2 separate regions of the Homo sapiens genome follow, and region 1 is linked to region 2. Evidence: read pairs that join two places in POLR2A ChIA-PET (ENCODE). Cell type or tissue: HepG2. All regions are shown on one strand. Each heading gives the region's core, and the rest is flanking DNA. Links, peaks and the distances in the headings are about the cores only.

The links. Peaks named below come from ENCODE experiments on the same cell type or tissue, not always from the same donor. Only the 100,000 strongest peaks of a DNase experiment are listed, where the experiment ranks them.
Region 1: POLR2A ChIA-PET joins it to region 2 with 8 read pairs; 1 of 35 experiments calls an interaction of 5 or more read pairs at or near these places.

The regions. Positions count from the first base shown.
Region 1 is chr12:107,674,361-107,678,748 of GRCh38, reverse strand. No RefSeq gene overlaps it. Among named protein-coding and RNA genes, the nearest start is that of PWP1, 9.2 kb to the left of the region's middle. In HepG2, for the core only: a CTCF peak has its summit at 2,313 (motif pointing left); a DNase peak (open chromatin) is centred at 2,288; H3K27me3 peaks cover 1,426 bases.
Region 2 is chr12:109,602,250-109,606,637 of GRCh38, reverse strand. No RefSeq gene overlaps it. Among named protein-coding and RNA genes, the nearest start is that of MVK, 31 kb to the right of the region's middle. In HepG2, for the core only: no CTCF peak of the experiment used is centred there; a DNase peak (open chromatin) is centred at 2,237; H3K4me3 peaks cover 289 bases.

The sequences.
Region 1 (4,388 bases), core at 211-4,210, 1.9 Mb after region 2:
GCTTGATGCATCTTTACTACTTGCAACCTCGGCAGAAAAAGCACTTGCATTTCTCTCTACTTCTCTCTCATTTGCCTCTTCAGTTCTGGAATGATCACCAGTCACTGTGGTCAGGAGAAGGTGATGCTCTGCTCAGCAAAGCCTGAGCCTCATGCCCAGCCCTGGAGCCAGAGAGAGAATTAGCTGTACAGGGAACACAGAGTTGGCAGCAAGAATTCTCTGGAGGAAACTTGGGGTGCTGCTGTGAGGAGGCAAGAACTGTCACCCATGACATGCAACAATTGTTTTCTTTGCCATCTTTATGCAGGACAGTTTGGGAGACAGGGAGCTACAAAAATGAACATGACACAGCCCTTCCCTCTGAGGGCTCTGTATTCTAATATAGGATCAGAGGTTTATGGTCAAGGGAAAATTAAATAAGACATGCAAGCAAATGTGGTTGTGACAGCCTGATTGGTGACTGCTTCATCCTATTCACCGTCAAGTTGCTGGGTGACAGCTGAGGATTCTGACCATCTACCCTTTACCAGCAACTGCATTCCCTCAGTCCCCTCCTCCTTGATGCCACCACTATCACCACCTGTCAGAAAAACTCCTTTCCACAGACTTGGGTAGTTTTCTGCCCCCTCTAGCTTCTGTGTAACACCTCAGCGTTAAAGTGAAACTTCAACCCTATAAGCTTTCCAACTCAAGTTCTACCTTGGTTTTCTGCTCCAGTCTGTCTCCAGATGACCAGCTATGTGGTTCCAGGGTCACAATCCCAGAGGTGAGGCTATAGCAGTATGAATGAGGAGACAGGGAAGAGGGGTGACAGGGAGCCAGAAGATGCAGTCTTGCTGTGGGTGGTTGGTTAGGGAGGCACAGGGCGGTGGGTAGGGGCGTAGGATGATGAATGACATCATCTGACTTAGATTTCAGGTCATTCCAACTCCCGTGTGTGGAATGTGGGGGTGGGGATGGTGGGGTGGGCAGAGCGAATGTGGGGAGAACTATGAGGAGGTTATTGCAGTAATGAAGGGGCAGATGCCGGTGACTTGGACAAGAGTGTTGCCTGGCGGAATCAAGGGAAGTGGAGAAAGATGCCATCTCCTGATGGGAAGATCTGTCAAGAATTTGTGGCCACATTTAATCTACCACAGCTGAGGAGACTAACGAGAAGAAGGAGGTGACTGATCTAAGACCACACATCATCTAAGCGTCAAGATGGGGGACAGAGCCTGTGTTTTCCGTCTTCAGTCCTGTGTGGTTCCTTCCACACCCACGCCACCTCTTTTGGAAGGAAAGACAGAAATGCGTGCCCAGGGAAAAGTGAAAGGCTCCACCAAAGCCCTGGATATAATGAAATTAATCACATCCTTGCCATCGGAAACCCCACCTGATATGATGTGGCTGTGTCCCCACCCAAATCTCACCTTGAATTGTAGCTCCCATGATTCCCATGTGCTGTGGGAGGAACCTGGCGGGAGATAATTGAGATAATTGAATAATGGGGGTGGTTTCCCCCATACTGTTCTCATCATAGTGAATAAGTCTCATGAGATTTGATGATTTTATAAGGAGAAACCCCTTTCTCTTCATTCTCATTTTTGCTCTTGCCTGCTGCTCTGTTAGACGTGCCTTTCACCTTCCGCCGTGATTGTGAGGCCTCCCCAGCCACGTGGAACTGTGAGTCCACTAAACCTATTTTTCTTTATAAATTGCCCAGTCTCGGGTATGTCTTTATCAGCAGCATGATTCTGAGAGGACAGGGAAATGGACCAGACTGTTCATGAGAAGCAGAGGAAGGATGGGCTGGGCAAAGGTTTTGATCTCCCCATTTGTGATGCCAGAGGAGAAAGGAGGATCTGAGCATGGTTACTGCGCCCCTCGAGCCAGGCTTTGGCAGGCGTCAGTCACCATGTAGGGTCAGGCTGAGTGGACACCGGTCATATGTTTGTCTTCTCCACTAGATGGTCTTTTCCATCTTAGCATGCCCAGGGCCTGGGAGAGAGTACACGCCAAATAAATACTGGAAGAATAAATGGAAGATGACTTCTCAGACCTTGTTAAGGATGGGATGGTGTACTTGTTGCATGGCTGTGAGATTCATCACAGAAGCAAAGAATTTGTTGCCGGATGATAATTACAGCTCCTAAGTACTGCGTTTAGTGTTGAATTCCCATGCCTGGTATACAGAGTGGGTGCTGAGTAAATATTGAATGAATGAATGGTTGAGTGAAACTTCTCAATCCCTCACGTATGAGCCAGATTCATGCTCTTCAATAGAAAAAAAAATTAAATTCTTGGGAACCCAAGAATGCAGAAGTGTGGCTCCACCTAGTGGACACTCCAGGATTATGCCTGGAATTTTTTTTTTTTTTTTTTTTTTGAGAGTAGTTTAGCTCTTGTTGCCCAGGCTGGAGTGCAATGGCAGGATCTCAGCTCACTGCAACCTCTGCCTCCCGGGTTCAAGCGATTCTCCTGCCTCAGCCTCCCGAGTAGCTAGGATTACAGGCATGCGCCACCACACCCGGCTAATTTTGTATTTTTAGTAGAGACGGGGTTTCTCCATGTTGGTGAGGCTGGTCTTGAACTCCTGACTTCAGGTGATCTGCCTGCCTTGGCCTCCCAAAGTGCTGGGATGACAGGCTTGAGCCACCGCACCTGACCCTTTTTTTTTTTTTTTTTTTTTTTTTAAAACAGGGTCTGGCTCTGTCGTCCAGGCTGGAGTGCAGTCGTGTGATCCGCACTCACTGCAACCCTTTCCTCCTGGGCTCAAGAGCTCCTCCCACCTCAGCCTCCCGAGTAGCTGAGCCTACAGGTGCACACCAACATACCTGACTAATTTTTGTATATTTTGTAGAGACGGGTTTCCAACATGTTGCCCAGGCTAATCTTGAACTCCTGAGCTCAAGAATCTCCTGCCTCTGCCTTCCAAAGTGCTGGGATTACAGGCATGAGCCACCACACCTAGCCTATGCCTGGACCTTGAACATTTTTTTCCCACATGTTTTGTTCTGTGTCTTCTCCAGTTGTTCCTGCTTTACCCACTTTGCCACAGACCACCAAGTATGGCAGCGTGGCCCTGCAGGTGGGCAGAAGCCTATCTGGAGCCCTGAAATGGGCAAGAAGCTGTAGGGGGCAGAGTCGACTAGATGAGTTGGCTTAGAGCTGCCAATGCTATGCACAGGACATTGGACCAGGTGTGCTGAGGACTGTCAATAGTTTGCTGTGTGGCCCTGGGCAGCCCACTTTCTGTCTCTGAGCCTCACTTTTATTATCTAAGAAGGCGGAGGCTGAGATCAGACACAGCTGTGATGACTGAGCCCTTTCCTTGTGTCCTCAGGGCTAGTTCTCAGATTCCAACATAGCCTCGCTTGACTGGTGGGGACCATTAGGCTTTAGGTTAAAGTAGGGAGCCCAAGGCTTCACAGCTAATAAGGGTCAAAGCCTGGAATTGAACTTGGATCTGCTTGACTCCAATGCCTGAACCACTCTTTATAGACTTTCTGAAGCCTTTCTATGATTCTGCACATCTACTTGAGTCTGCCCCTCTCCTTATGAGAGGCTACATATGAAAATGGTAAGGGTGGTGGCCTCTGGAGCAGAACTTTCTCAGTTTGAATCCTTATTCTACTTACATACCTACTCCTGAGGTGTGTGACCTTGCGCAAGTCACTCAATCACTCTCCGTTTTGGTTTCCCCATCTGTAAAATAGGAAGATGACAACAAAATGTTGCTATAAAAGTTTACACATGGCACACACCTGTAATCCCAGCACTCTGGGAGGCCGAGGCAGGTGGATCGCCTGAGGTTGGGAGTATGAGACCAGCCTGGCCAACATGGTGAAACCCCGTCTCTACTAAAAATATAAAAATTAGCCGGGCGGGATGGCAGGCATCTGTAATTCCAGCTACTCAGGAGGCTGAAGCAGGAGAATCGCTTGAACCCAGGAGGCTGAGGTTGCAGTGAGCTGAGATTGCACCACTGCACTCCAGACTGGGTGACAGAGCGAGACTCCATCTCAAAATAATAATAATAATAATAATAAAAGTTTGAACACACGCACACATCACTTAGAATGCTACCCAACATATCCAGTTTTTATGTTTTAACTATACATAGTTATACGTATATGTATATAAACATGTAAGTACTTGTATGCTTTAACTATTATTTCCTGCCTCTGAACTTTTGTTGCTCCTTATGATATAGCCTCAAAAAGCTGTAAATTTTGATCTTTAATATTATTTCTAAGTAAGTATATTTATAGTTACAGAGACACACTGACAGGACCAAGGAAAAGAAAGCTTCCTTCAGGTTGTACCCTACTGTAAGGCAATCCTGTCTCTAGGGCACTGTGAATTAATACATAAATTGTATAAATATTGCAATTATATTGTGAATG
Region 2 (4,388 bases), core at 309-4,308:
CCCTCCGGCCTCCCCTTTATCTGCTGGCTCTGCCGTTTTCTCTCCATTGCTGACCCTTTTTCTGCTCCCTCTGTTATCTCAAATAATGTCACTGCCTCTTTAGAATCTAGTCATCAGAGCAGAAAGAAGTCCGTGCTGACACTGATAAAAAAAAATACCATCTGTGCCTCCCGGGGATGAGCTCACAACCCAGCCGCCGGTGCCCCTGCCGCCCCGCCACCCGCAGGCCTGCTGCTTCGTGGGGCACTGAGGGGTAATCAGATTCCAGGGGGGGCCCCACCCCTGGGGGTGACCCCCATGCCCCAGCTCACTCCCCAGAGCCAGAGGGGCCCGGCTTCTGAAGGTCTCAACCCTGGGGTGGTTTCCATTTTGCACCCGGGCTTGACATAATCATTTGTTATTGTTTAAAATTTGGTTTTATTACTGAACGGTATTTAAAAATCAAATTTTATCCACAACTCCAGATTTCTGAATTCTTTTTAAAAATTAAATAGAAAGGTTTGGATGGTGGGTTCACCACCCTGCAGGGCAACAGCTGGCTGGAGCTGGGGCCAGGGGCCTGCCGCGTCCTCCCCAAGCCTGGCTTGTGGCTGCCTGCCTGGTCCCTGGAGGCTTGTGAGTTTGAGACCCCTGAGCAGGGAGAGGTTATCAGAGTGATGCTGAGATGCAGGCGGGGAACAAGACCAGGCCACGGCCCCCGGGGGCTTCTCATGGGTCTGGGAATAACATCTCAGATATGAAAAGGAGACCGAGATCCAGAAAGGGGAAGCCACTCACCTAAGTCACACAGCATTTAGAAATGCTGGCTCCCTGCACAGTGCTCTCCTCAACCACACAAGGCAGGTGGGGAGGTGGGGAGTCCCGATCCTGGCCTCGCCACACACCTTCACCCTACTCCTCATCAAAGCCGTGACTCTTGCATCCACGTGCCCTCAGCCCTCCGTGGAGCCAACTCTGGTCAAAACTGACTACTGGCATCAGCAGAGGTACTAGCATCTCCCAGGGCCAGTGAGGACACGTTAGCAGCTCTCTTGCTCTTTTTCCTGACCTTGGGATGCCCCATCTTGACCCAGCACCCTCAGCCATTCAGAGCCTGGGTTTGAGTCCCAGCTCTGCCACAACCATACTGCGTGACCCATCTCTGTGCCTCAGTTTCCTCATCTGCAGAGTGTAGGTCCTTGTAGCTCTATCGGGGAATGATCTTGATGGACCAACGTCCATCAAGTGGTGGATGTGTCTCTTTGAGGCAGATGGTAGGAGATGGTAACGTGGGGCGAGTGAGAGCCGCTCTGATGCCTGCCAAGGACAAGGCCAGCTGTGTGCACAAAACATCCCTTGCCCAGTGAAGTCAAAGGGGAAATGGAGCAGATGTGGCTGTCTTGACAACAGAAGGCAGGTGCTCGGTTCGAGGGGAGTCTCTTCCTCCAAGGTTGTGTCCTCCAACTTCCAGACCTGTGATCATCACTGGCTCACATTGTGGTCTCAGGCAGCCCAGCCAGATCCAACTAGTTGCTTAAGTCCCTCAGGGCTGAAAGGGGTGGCTCTTCCCTCTAATCTCCCTCTGGGGACAGGACATGTCAGCAAAACCTAGCCTTGCCTAGTGATGAAAGGGGAGGAGGCCCCAGGCTTTAGAGTCAGTCCTACTGGATTCAAATCCTGGCTTGGCCACTTCTGAGCTGTCGCGTCGCCTCTCTGAGCCTCAGTTTCCCCCTCTCTGATAATAACAATAGTTCCTATCCCCCGGGTGCTGAGTCTAAGTACTAGGTGCCAGGCTACGTTTTATTTATTTATTTATTTATTTATTTAAGATGAAGTCTCGCTCTTTCGCCCAGGCTGGAGTGCAATGGCGCGATCTCAGCTCACTGCAGCCTTGACCTCCGGGCTCAAGCAGTCCTCCCACTTCAGCTTTCCAGGTAGCTGGGACTACAGGCATGTGCCACCATGTCCGGCTAATTTTTTTGTATTTTTGGTAGAGACGGGGTTTTGCCATGTTGTCCAGGCTGGTCTCCAACTCCTGGGCTCAAGGGATCTGCACGCCTCGACCTCCCAAAGTGCTAGGATTACAGCATGAGCCACTGCGCCCAGCCTGAGCTATGTTTTAGATGTGCATTATTTCCTAGTATTTCTACTTTACTGATGAGGCACCTGAGGCTCAGAGAAATAATGTGACCTGCCTAAGGCCCCAGAGCTGGAAGTAGTCAGGCCACAGATCAAAGGCCAGATCTGTCTGAGCCCAGAGTCCACAAAATACTGATTGCTAGGAGGATTAAATGAGAGCATCGGAGCTTCTGGCAGAGTAAACAGACACCATTATTTCAATGGATGGGGACAATGAGGCCCAGAGAGGGCAAGAGACCTGCCGGAAGTCACCCAGCAAGCCACCTTGTCCTCTTTCATTTGGTTTTCTCCTTGCCTTCCCCTCTCCACATCCTGCTCACCTCCCTTCTCCCACAAATGCTCACCTCCACATCTGGGGCCAAGACAGCCAGGGTGACACAGGAGAGCACTGTGCTTGGAATCTAGAGACCTGTCTCAGGGCCGAGCTTCTGCACCTGATGACTGCATGACTTGGAGCAGAGACTTCCTCTCTGGGCCTCAGTTTCCTGCTATGTAAAATGGGGTTCACCACACTTTCCTCCTGGGCTCGCCATGAGTATGGGCGGAGGAAGTGACACGAAAGCCTCCGGAACCACGGCCAGCATGCCGAAGCGGGGCAGGAGCAGCTCTGGTCAGTCACCTCACTTCCCTGGGGCCTGGCCCAGTTCCTGGCATATAGAACGTGTGCATTTAACATTTGCTGAATGGATAGTGCTCATGAAGAAGGGGCTGGATCCTGCCTGCAGTGGCTGTGGAGTCTGGCAGCTTCTTTCTTTGGGCAGGGAGGATGCCCATGTGCCTAGGACAGCTTCGGTGCCCCTTCAACATCCAAGGGGGCCACCGTGGCCTCAGCCAGTGCATTACCCAAATGCCTCAAAATGGATATTTTCCTGATCAGATTTAAAATATGTATAACAGCTTGGGTGCAGTGGCTCACGCCTGTAATCCCAACACTTTGGGAGGCCGAGGTGGGAGGATCGCTTGAGCCCAGGACAACATGCCAGCCTGGGCAACATAGAGACCCTGTCTCTACAAAAAAATAAAACACATAGCCAGGCATGGTGGCATGAGCCTGTGGTTCTAGCTACTCAGGAAGCTGAGATGGGAGAATTGCTTGAGCCCAGGAGTTCAAGGCTACAATGAGCTGTGATCACGCCACTGCACTCCAGTCTGGGTGACAGAGGGAGACCCTTTCTCTAAAAAAAAAAAAAAAAAAAGAGAGAGAGATTAAAAAACAAACGAAAAACCACGTATAACAGACCCTGTTAATCTGAGTGAGGGAGCATGGAGGTTTGGGCTCAGATGCCTGTAAAAGAGGCTCAGTTGGCATTCCGTCTCTTACCCTCTCTGTGCAAGTAAGTGGCTCCCTGCTCTGTGAGCCTGAGTGTGGTGAGAATCAATGCGCTCAGGCCTCCCCCATGCCCTCCCTAGGTCTGGAGGGAGGCAGGGGCTGGTCTGGGAGGAGAAGGAGCCCCCTCCCTCTCCCTCGGGCTGTGGCCCCCTCATTGCTTCCCTGGTTTTTGGGAGGAAACAGAAACCCCAAGAGAGTCCGGCAGCTATGTCATGGACCTGTCACTTGGCCACTTTTCTGCAGCCTCGTTTGTCACATTACAAGGTTTATGGTGGAAAAAAAATAAGACAGAAGACTCTGGTTTGACTTAATAGCTTGAGCCAGTGTACCTGGGACCCGGGGCCCCTTGCCCTCACGCTGCACCAGGCAGAATGGCGTCTCACCCCCCACTGGCCAGTACAGAGCCCTTTCACCCTGAGCGACAAAGAAGGGCCCTGGTCAGACCCTGCGGTGCAGGAGGTCTCGTCCAGCTAGACTGACAGGGTTCAAACCTGAGCACACTCCCTCGGGTGAGCCACTGAGCCTGTCTGAGAGCATCTGTCTGCTTCTCTGCAAAATGGGGAAATAATTCAGGCCCACAACCCAAGACACTCTGAAACCCAGGGCCTTGGCATCAAAATTCATTTGTCAGCAAATGCAGCAGGCTGGGCATGGTGGCTCATGCCTGTAATCCCAGCACCTTGGGAGGCTGAGGTGGGAGGATTGCTTGAGCCCAGGAACTGGAAACCAGCCTGGGCAACATAGCAAAACCCCATCTCTACAAAAAGTAGAAAAAGAAGCAGGGGGTGGTGGCGCATGCCTGTAGTCTCAGCTATTCAGGAGGCTGAGGTGGGAGAATTGCTTGAGCTTGGGAGGTCGAGGCTGCAGTGAGCTGTGATCTTGCCACTGCAGTACAGCCTGGGCAACAGAGCAAGACCCTGTCTCAAAAAAAAAAAAAAAA